Linked DNA regions of Homo sapiens: region 1 is linked to region 2. A link is a contact called in ENCODE Hi-C data. All regions are on one chromosome and are shown on one strand. Each heading gives the region's core, a stretch centred on a gene start or an enhancer-like site at or near the end of the contact. The rest is flanking DNA. Distances are from core to core; before and after follow the strand shown. Region 1 holds the start of ACAT1 (acetyl-CoA acetyltransferase 1). Region 2 holds the start of ALKBH8 (alkB homolog 8, tRNA methyltransferase).

Region 1 (4,041 bases), core at 1-2,500, 560 kb after region 2:
CAAGACCCCTTCTCTATATAAAATAAAAATTAAAAAAATTAGCATGGTGGAGCATGCCTGTAGTCCTAGCTACGTAGCTACTTGGGAAGCAGAGACAGGAGGATCCCCTAGCTACTTGGGAGGCAGAGACAGGAGGATCCCCTGAGACCAGGAGTTTGAGGCTGCAGTGAGATATGATTGCACCACTGTACTCCAGACTGGGTGACAAGAGCGAGACCCTATCTTAAAAAAAAAAAATACTCCAAAACATAATGGCCTAAAATAACAACCATTTGTTTTCTCTCGTTTCTGTGGACCATGAATTCAGACAGCATGGTGGGTATGGCTTGTCTCTGCTCCATGATGTCTGGGGTCTCAGCTGGAGTGGTTGAAGGTTGGGGACTGGAATCACCTGAGGCCTTTTTACCCATATTTGTATCTGGACTGAGCCTGGAATTTGATTGCTTCAAAATATTTTCACGGCTGGGTGTGATGGCTCACGCCTGTAATCCCAGCACTTTGAGAGGCTGAGTCTGGCCGTCTGCTTGAGCCCAGGAGTCAGCAACCAGCCTAGGCAACATAGGGAGACCTAGTCTCTACAAAAAAAAAAAAATACAACAATTTGCTGGGCGTGGTCGCCTGCGCCTGTAATCCCAGCACTTTGGGAGGCCGAGGAGGGAGGCTCACTTGAGTCCAGGAGTTCAAGACCAGTCTGGCCAACATGGTGAAACCCCGTCTCCACAAAAAATACAAAAATTATCTGGTTGTGGAGGCTTTCGCCTGTAGTCTCAGCTACTGGGATGGCTGGGGAGGGAGGATCGCTTGAGCCCTGATGGTCGAGATTACAGTGAGCTGTGGTCACGTCACTGCACTCCAGCTTGGGTGACAGAGTGAGACCTTGTCTCAAAAAAAAAAAAAAAAATCCTAAAATATTTTCATGAGTTTGTGCTGGGTAGGCCTAAGGGAAACATGCTCAGTAAATCGAAAAATCTCGGATTACACATAAACCACCGGCCCCGGCAGGTTAGACTTGGTGGACACGGGAGCCAGCAGCGTGTCAGGTGCTCGTTGACCCCAGCGCCAGTGTCTCCATCCACGTCCTTCACTCGTCAACCTTTCCTGGCCCAGGCTGCGGTGTCCCAGCGCCAGGCTCCGCCCCGCCCTTGGCTGCCGGCCAATCGCCGCCGACTGAGAGGCGACTATTGGAGGAAGCGGGATGGGCGGTGCCCGCGCCGGGCCGCTAGGGGTGCGGGGTTGGGGAGGAGGCCGCTAGTCTACGCCTGTGGAGCCGATACTCAGCCCTCTGCGACCATGGCTGTGCTGGCGGCACTTCTGCGCAGCGGCGCCCGCAGCCGCAGCCCCCTGCTCCGGAGGCTGGTGCAGGTGAGCGGGGTTCGTCCCCACAGCACTCAGACCCGGGATGCGAGGAGTCCCCGCCTCGGAAGCTTCCAGCCCGCGGCCGTTGCGGCTCCCGCGGCCCGGGCGCGCGGCTTAGGCCCCAGGACAGTCACGCGACGGGTTCTGGTCCAAAAACCGCCTAAGTGCTCCGATAACACCCAGGGACTCGCCTATTTTTACAGCGCGTTTCTACTTCCAAGGTCTCGGCGTAATCATCTTAATGAGCGTTACTGGTGTGTCAAACAAGGGCACGTGTCTGGGCGGGCAGGACCGCCAGGATTGGCGCTGGCCCGGCCTGAGCGGTGGGATCGGGGAGAGTCTCTTTGCAGGCCTGTGCAGCTGCTCCCGAGATTTTCTTTAAAACATATTTGTGTGCGTTATTGTCAGGAGAGGTTCCTTTTCTTTTTTAATACAATAGATAATCATTGGGCATACAAGGGGAGAGGGCACCATGTGATCATAACAGATGTTTTTTGGAGCAGCCTGAAATTTATCAGGGAAAACAAATGACTACTCAGATAATACAATAAATTATACTTGACATATGAGCAAAGCTCACATACTGAGGGCGTTCCAAGGGCTGTCGCTCTTCTGACCGTTGTGTTTAGGGAACACAGCAGGGGCAGAGTCTCAAAGAATTTATTCTCCACATGCGTAAGCAAGGGAGTACGCACCACAGATTGTCAGGCAAAGCCTCAGGAATAGGTAGAGACCTTCAGGGTGTGGTTGGTGAAGCTTGAGTTTTCTAGGTCGATGGGGGCAATAAGCTTGGAGATCCAGTTATGTTGTGAGTATGGACTTGACCCTAGTTAAGTAGGGATTGTTGATATGTTTGTTTTTGTTGCAATGGTAGGTCACTCTAGTTCTTACGTCTGGGCGTAGAATAACATTACTTGCACAAGGGTGCTGGCGGTAGGAGCTTTGCAAGAGATTGTAAAAGAACCAGTCTAGGACTTGACAATTAGGGAGTGAGGGTGCGAAGCCAAGGGAAAAGAAAGAGTCTAAAATTGATCCTGGGTGACTGAGATAATAGAAAAGTCACAAGGCGTAGGTTTCCAGGGAAGATGAGTTTTTAGCCTATTTGTTAGTCTCATGGGATGAGTGAAGAAATCACAAGAAAGTAATTAGGTTATCTTGGGTTTCAGTCAGTATTGACTAGGTGACATAGGTGAACTAGGTACTCTAGAGATGTAAAAAAAAAAAGTTCAGAACCTTCTTAATTTATGGTTTAATTAAGATCTTACAATCAGGTTGGTTGAGGTGGCTTATGCCAGTAATCCCAGCACTTTGGGAGGCCGGGGTGGGTAGATCATTTGAGGTCAAGAGTTCAAGACCAGCCTGGCCAACGTGGTGAAGCCCCACCTCTATTAAAAATACACACACACACAAAAATTAGCTGGGTGTGGTGGCAGGCGCCTGTAATCCCAGCTACTTGGGAGGCTGAGGCAGGAGAATCGCTTGAACCCGGGAGGAGGGGAAGGTTGCAGTGAGCTGAGATCATGCCACTGCACTCCAGCCTGGGCAACAGAGTGAGACTCCGTCTTAAAAAAAAAGATCTTAAAATGAAACACAAATACTCCTCATGAAAAAAATAAGCCTGTACATGCTGTAATGTATGATATGTGACATTCATATTACTGAACTCTAGGAAGCAGTTGTATTGGACACTTGAATTAAATGGTCATTTACTGAACTATAAACAGGATTTCCAGTTTTCTGTGCTATTTTGTAGAATGGAATTTGACCTCTCATTACATTGGCTCTTTTCCCTTTGCTTACCAGGTCTCTTTTATGGTCAACAAATCTTTATGGACTTTATTGGAGCACATTGCCTTTCTAGCTCTAATCACTTTTCTCTCTCTGGTCAAAGGAGTGGTCTTTACTCATTACCTCCCATGTATTCTGCATCTATTTCTCCTTAACTCTCTGCAGTTAAATTTCTTTGCCACTGAAGCTGAAAAATACAGTGATTTCCTTTTTCTTTGTTTTTTAATTATTTTTTTAAATCTATTTTAATTTTAGTTTTTGTAGACACGGGGTCTGGTTCTGTTGGCCAGGCTGGTCTTGAACTCCTGGCCTGCCAAAGTGCTGGGATTACAGGTGTGAGCCATTGTGCTCAGCCCAAGTTTTTTCTTCTTGACCTTTATCCTATATTTGACACTATTGACCACTCCCTTCTTGAAACTGTTTTGTGTTTTGATCCAGTTTTATTCAGCTTCTTTTAATACTCAGACTTAAAAAAAAATTCCTGTATTGTGCCAGTCTTGGGCTTATTTGCTCCCAGATTCATTTATCTTCCCTCCCCTAGTCTGTCTGCATTACTGTAGGCTGACCAATATCAGCTGGCTTCTGGCTGGGTGTAGCCACTGGAAGGCACCAGTGGAAGATTGGAAGATAGGAGGAAGGGAGAAGCCAGAATAATTTGTCTGTCTGTCTGTATCTGGCAGTGTCTGTCTCTCTTGTGGTTCCCGCTTCTGCTGGGATCCTGACCCCTTGGCTTTGGTAACCTTGCTTCTTCCCTTTGACCTAACAGCCTGTATGCTACTTCCTTCCTGTTGCTAATTTCTTTCTTTCTTTTTTATTTTTTGAGATCAAGTTTCGCTCTTGTTGCCCAGGCTGGAGTGCAGTGGCACGATCTTGGCTTACTGCAACCTTGGCCTCCCG
Region 2 (4,649 bases), core at 1,106-3,605:
GGTTCAAATCTCAGCTCAACCACTGATTATTAGCTGTATAATCCTAGATGAGTTGGTTATATAGCTCTGTGTTCCAGTTTCTTTATCTAGGAATAGGGATAAAAATAATAGTGCCTATCCCATAGCTTTCTTAGAATTAAATTTATTTATTATTATTTATTTATTACTGTTGATTTTCAGAAGCAGCAGATCAAAATGGCTTAACAAAACAAAGAATATCTGAGGCCCTTCAAAGGAGCTATTTTAGAGCCATTCCATTTCAAGATCTTCATCTGTGGAACAGCAACTTTGCAGTATGTCATGGAGAACAAGGGATGACTGCACTACAGAATTTTTAATATTTCACATGAGCAAACACTGCAAAGAAGGAATGAGAAAGAAACGATGCTAAATATATCTTTTTAAAATGTCTGCCACTAAGAGTCCAGCACCAGCAGGTGGAGCCTCATAACCACATTTTTGTCATCCCTTTCCTTTTTCTCTCCCTCAGTCATGCAATATTATTGCACGTGAAGAAAGACACTAAATGGCCTTTGAGGCTCAGTTTTCCACCATTCCAGTGGCTAGGCAATGTGCTGGCCCAACATATCTGAGTCATCTCAACAAGGATAGGCTGATACCAGCTGCTGAGGTCTGGAGGTGCCCCCTTCTGACAAAGCCACTTCCCTGGCCAGAGTTTCCACTAATGCACAGATACTTGGATGCTCCCTGTGACATTACTGGAGTGAAGTCACTATTAACTATGATACTAGCCATGCTGAGTCCGGTTCAGCCAGCTCCAGCCTAAGCGTACTCTCTGTGGGATAATGAAAGTTTGGAGATTATGCATGCTCTGCTACTTGCTTGTTAGTGAGTTTAAAGCCAATATATCCTACTAGATATTGCCCTACGTGGTAATAGTAGTATGTACATCATGCCCTCCTTGAATAATAGAGAGCCTATTATGAAACAAGCAGTATAGACAAATGTTCCTATACTTATATGTTTAAAAAAATGCAAAAACCATGATTACTTTTGCACAACCTAATAATTAATAGCAAAGATTAGAAAGAATCTAACTTCCTATCAAACGAGGCCCAATTTTAACGTACGGCACTGGTATACAGAGTTTACATATAAATCTTTAGGACACACAAGAAATTGGTGATATGGGTTGCCTCCAGGGAAGGAAAATGGATCGATGAGTAAAGGAATGAAAGGGAGCTTTCTTCTTTCATGACTTTTGAAGTTAGTAGCTATTTAAACTGCATCATCTATTTAAAAAGAAAATAAAGATTTAAAATTTTTAGAAAAAAATTCACCCCATCACTTGTCACGGCACCCCGTTTTAACTCTTTGAATAACACTTACTACATATTTTCTTACACTCTCATTAATTTGTTTATTCTGTCTTTCCCCATAACTGAATAAAGAACACTCACTCCATGAAGTAGAGATTTTGTCTCTATTGTTCACCCTGTAGCACCCAGCACTTAAACAGGATTTAGCACCTAGCAGCCACTCAATAACCATTTGTCGAATAAACCTAAATCGACTTTGCTGTCTTACCTCCTAAACCTCCCCTCCTCCAGAATTCTGAGTTTGGTGGCCTTCTTCAACGTTTTCATTAACACCTAGCATGGACCTCTATCTCTAGAGTTCTCACATGGTATTATAATTGCCTGTTTGTGTTGGGCTTCGGCCAGAAAACTGTCATCTATTTAAGGGCACAGACTTGGTGCCTGACATACAACTGACAATAAATATTCAATGAAATCTATCAAAATAACAGGCTGACGCTACCAGAGGTCCAGGAGTCGCAGGGATTGCTCAAATAAGAGCACAGGAAGACTCAGCTGCGCAAGGGATCAGATCATCAGCACTGCCTTTGCATCGATGCAATCAGACCGATTGTCACCGGTCAGAAAAGCCCCAGAAGCGCCACACTAACACGCCCCATGTTGCAACCGTCCTCTCCAACCCCAAAGAAAACAGAAGATTGACACAGGCACCACGTGAGCGCCCGAACCAAACACAAACACATGCACCCTAAACACTGAGAGAACCACCCAACGCAGACACCCTACTGCCCACACTGCACCAAGGGCGCCTCTGGGATCCATCCCCTTTCCCTAGGTTCTCAGCCCTAGCTGGCAAGGCGGATAGAGAAGACCGGAAGAGGCTGAAAAGAGGAAGCGGTGATTTGCTGCCCGTATGCCCGCCAGTAAGAAGTGCCACACACCTCCGCTTCGGCTCAGGCCGGATTCTCACCATGCGTGTGCCTTCTTCTTTGCCAGCCTCTCCACTCTAGCACCAGAACACCGCAGCGGATACTTGCACGCCATCTCCCCTGGGCGCGGCCATGTTGGAGAAAACTGCACTACATTTCCCATGAGCCCGCGGGACAACGAACAGCGCTCCCACAGTCCTCTTCGCCTCCCAGAGCCCGGGAGTGACCCTTTTTCGACCAAGTGTCTTTGTAAAGTGCTGTCTGTTACACTGAAAATTCAGTTGTCTTTTTGGGGGGAGTAGTAATAATTGGTAGTGCAGCTATATTTTTATCTGTTGCTCTCCAAATGGACAAGGTCAAACAGGTTTGGGCCCTTTGGTCTTTCAGCAATGTCCCCTGGCACCTTCTATTCTTCGTGCATATTTCCTCCTGAATCTTATTAGAGGTGAGAAAGGAAAATAAATCTTGGTGCCACAAAATCACTAAGCTAAAGGGAAAAGTCAAGCTAGGAACTGCTTGGGCAAACCTGCCTCCCATTCTATTCAAAGTCATCCCTCTGAGTCATCCCTCTGCTCACTGAGATAAATGCATATCTGATTGCCTCCTTTGGAAAGGCTCATCAGAAACTCAAAAGAATGCAACCATTTGTCTCTCAGCTGTAATACGTGCGACCTGGAAGCCCCCTCCTCACTTTGAGTTGGCCCGCCTCTGCTTCAATTTGTCCCTCCTTTCTGGACGGAACCAATGTTCATCTTACATATATTGATTGATGCCTCATGTCTCCCTAAAATGTATAAAACCAAGCTGTGCCCCGACCACCCTGGACACATATCATCAGGACCTCCTGAGGCTGTGTCACGGGCGGGCGTCCTTAACTTTGGCAAAATAAATTTCCTAAATTGTCTGAGACCTGTCTCAGATATTCAGGGTTCACAGAGATATGGGAGAGGATCCTGGGGTCTGAAAGATGGCATTGCATGGGCGGGAGGGAAGGAAGTGAATATGCATGAATGTGCCAGGGGAATGGTGAGTACCACAGAGTAATAGAAAGATGTGTGGAAGAATGGTGAAGGAAGCAAGACAGAATTCTGTAGGCCTGCAGAGTGGGAGTTGCAGGGAGGAAGGTTAGAGAAATGAAATGATATGACCAGAGCTTCTTGTGGCAAGTGGGAGGAGAGACTAGAAGATGACTGATGAAGTGAAAAGTAACGAAATATTAACAAGCCCAGTAGTGGCAGAGGGAAAGAAAAAAGAGCTGGTAACAGATCATAAGTAAAAGACAAAGGAGAGGGTGATGATTAGCAGTTGTTCCTGCTCTGTTATTTGTTATATAAATGTACCATAATCCTTCTACCTGCATTGGTTTATGAGCTATGTGAGTGCAGGGAGGGAAAGGTGTAGGGGAAGAGGAATCACCTTCCCATGTTGTTGATACAATGGCCCCTATCTGCAGTGCACCACAGTGGACTAACAATAAAATAGCTGGCTGACCAGGAAAAGTGGCAGTGAAAAAAGAGTGCTGTTGAGTGGCGGAATGATTTGTGTGGAGAATAGGTTACAAACATGAAAGAACAGAAGAGGCAGATAGGCAAGCATTGCAATAGTCTAGGAAAGAAAGGGTGAGACCAAAACTTAATAGTAAAAATGAGGAGGCAAGTGCAAGCTGGAGAGGTCAAATCCACCAGACATTGCAAGCTACATGAGTATAAGAGGACACACAGGAAATCTCCCCATTGCAATTCTGCTTCTGCACTACTGGATGCTTTCAAAAACACATCCCCATAGAGCTTTCTGCAATGATGGAAATATTTTATAGTTTGAGCTGTCCAACATAATAGACACTAGTTAACGTGTGGCTTATGAGCATTTCAAATGTGGCTAGTATGACTAAGGAAATGAATTTTGAATGTTTAAATTTTAGTTTCAATTAAACTTAAGTAGCCACAAGTGGCCGGTGTCTACCAAACTGGATAACAGTGTAAAATATCCTCTTATCTCTTACTGATCAAATTCAATTACTTCATCTCAGTATTTGTCCTGCTTTAAGGTGCTGAAGCTTTTAAAACTTTTTTTCTGCACCTCTCTTTTAATTCTCTTTATACGATCTGATCACTTACTTTCAGAATTTTCCACTAGTTTCTCTCACTCTGTCCGTAATTAAATATAGGCAATCCCTCAGATTTTGAGTTTGACTCTTTTCTGTTATTCTAGTCTCTTCCTGTCTGCCCTCCCCAGAGTTATAAAGAGATTTGTGAATCATTCCCTAATCTTTATCTTCAGCCCTGGCTTCTATTAAAAGAAAAACTTTAGCCAAATTAAATTTAAAGGAGTTTAATTGAGCAATGAACTTTTGATTCGTAAATCGGGCAGCCCCCAGAATCACAGCAGATTTGGAGAGACTCCAGCACAGCCATGTGGTGGAGGATTTGTAGACAAAAAA

What was found. A loop is a pair of places that touch in the nucleus more often than their neighbours do. Pooled maps may share reads with other maps.
Region 1: a loop to region 2 is called in a map of PC-9, with 7 times the contacts of the local background. The contact joins the promoter of ACAT1 here to the promoter of ALKBH8 in region 2. A Hi-C loop is called at or near these places in 5 of 168 maps with a recorded cell type or tissue (PC-9, chondrocyte, gastrocnemius medialis and 1 more), 1 of 37 single-sample maps with no recorded cell type and 17 of 50 pooled maps.

Annotation. Positions count from the first base shown.
Region 1 is chr11:108,120,317-108,124,357 of GRCh38, forward strand. ACAT1 (acetyl-CoA acetyltransferase 1) reads left to right here and starts at 1,251. Exons shown (of 12, transcript NM_000019.4): 1 at 1,251-1,362. The coding sequence starts at 1,291. RefSeq lists silencers at 913-1,451, 1,053-1,462 and enhancers at 3,688-3,807, 3,868-3,927.
Region 2 is chr11:107,563,380-107,568,028 of GRCh38, forward strand. ALKBH8 (alkB homolog 8, tRNA methyltransferase) reads right to left here and starts at 2,356. Exons shown (of 12, transcript NM_138775.3): 1 at 2,222-2,356. RefSeq lists enhancers at 1,707-2,225, 2,029-2,518, 2,226-2,742, 2,589-2,648, 4,577-4,649.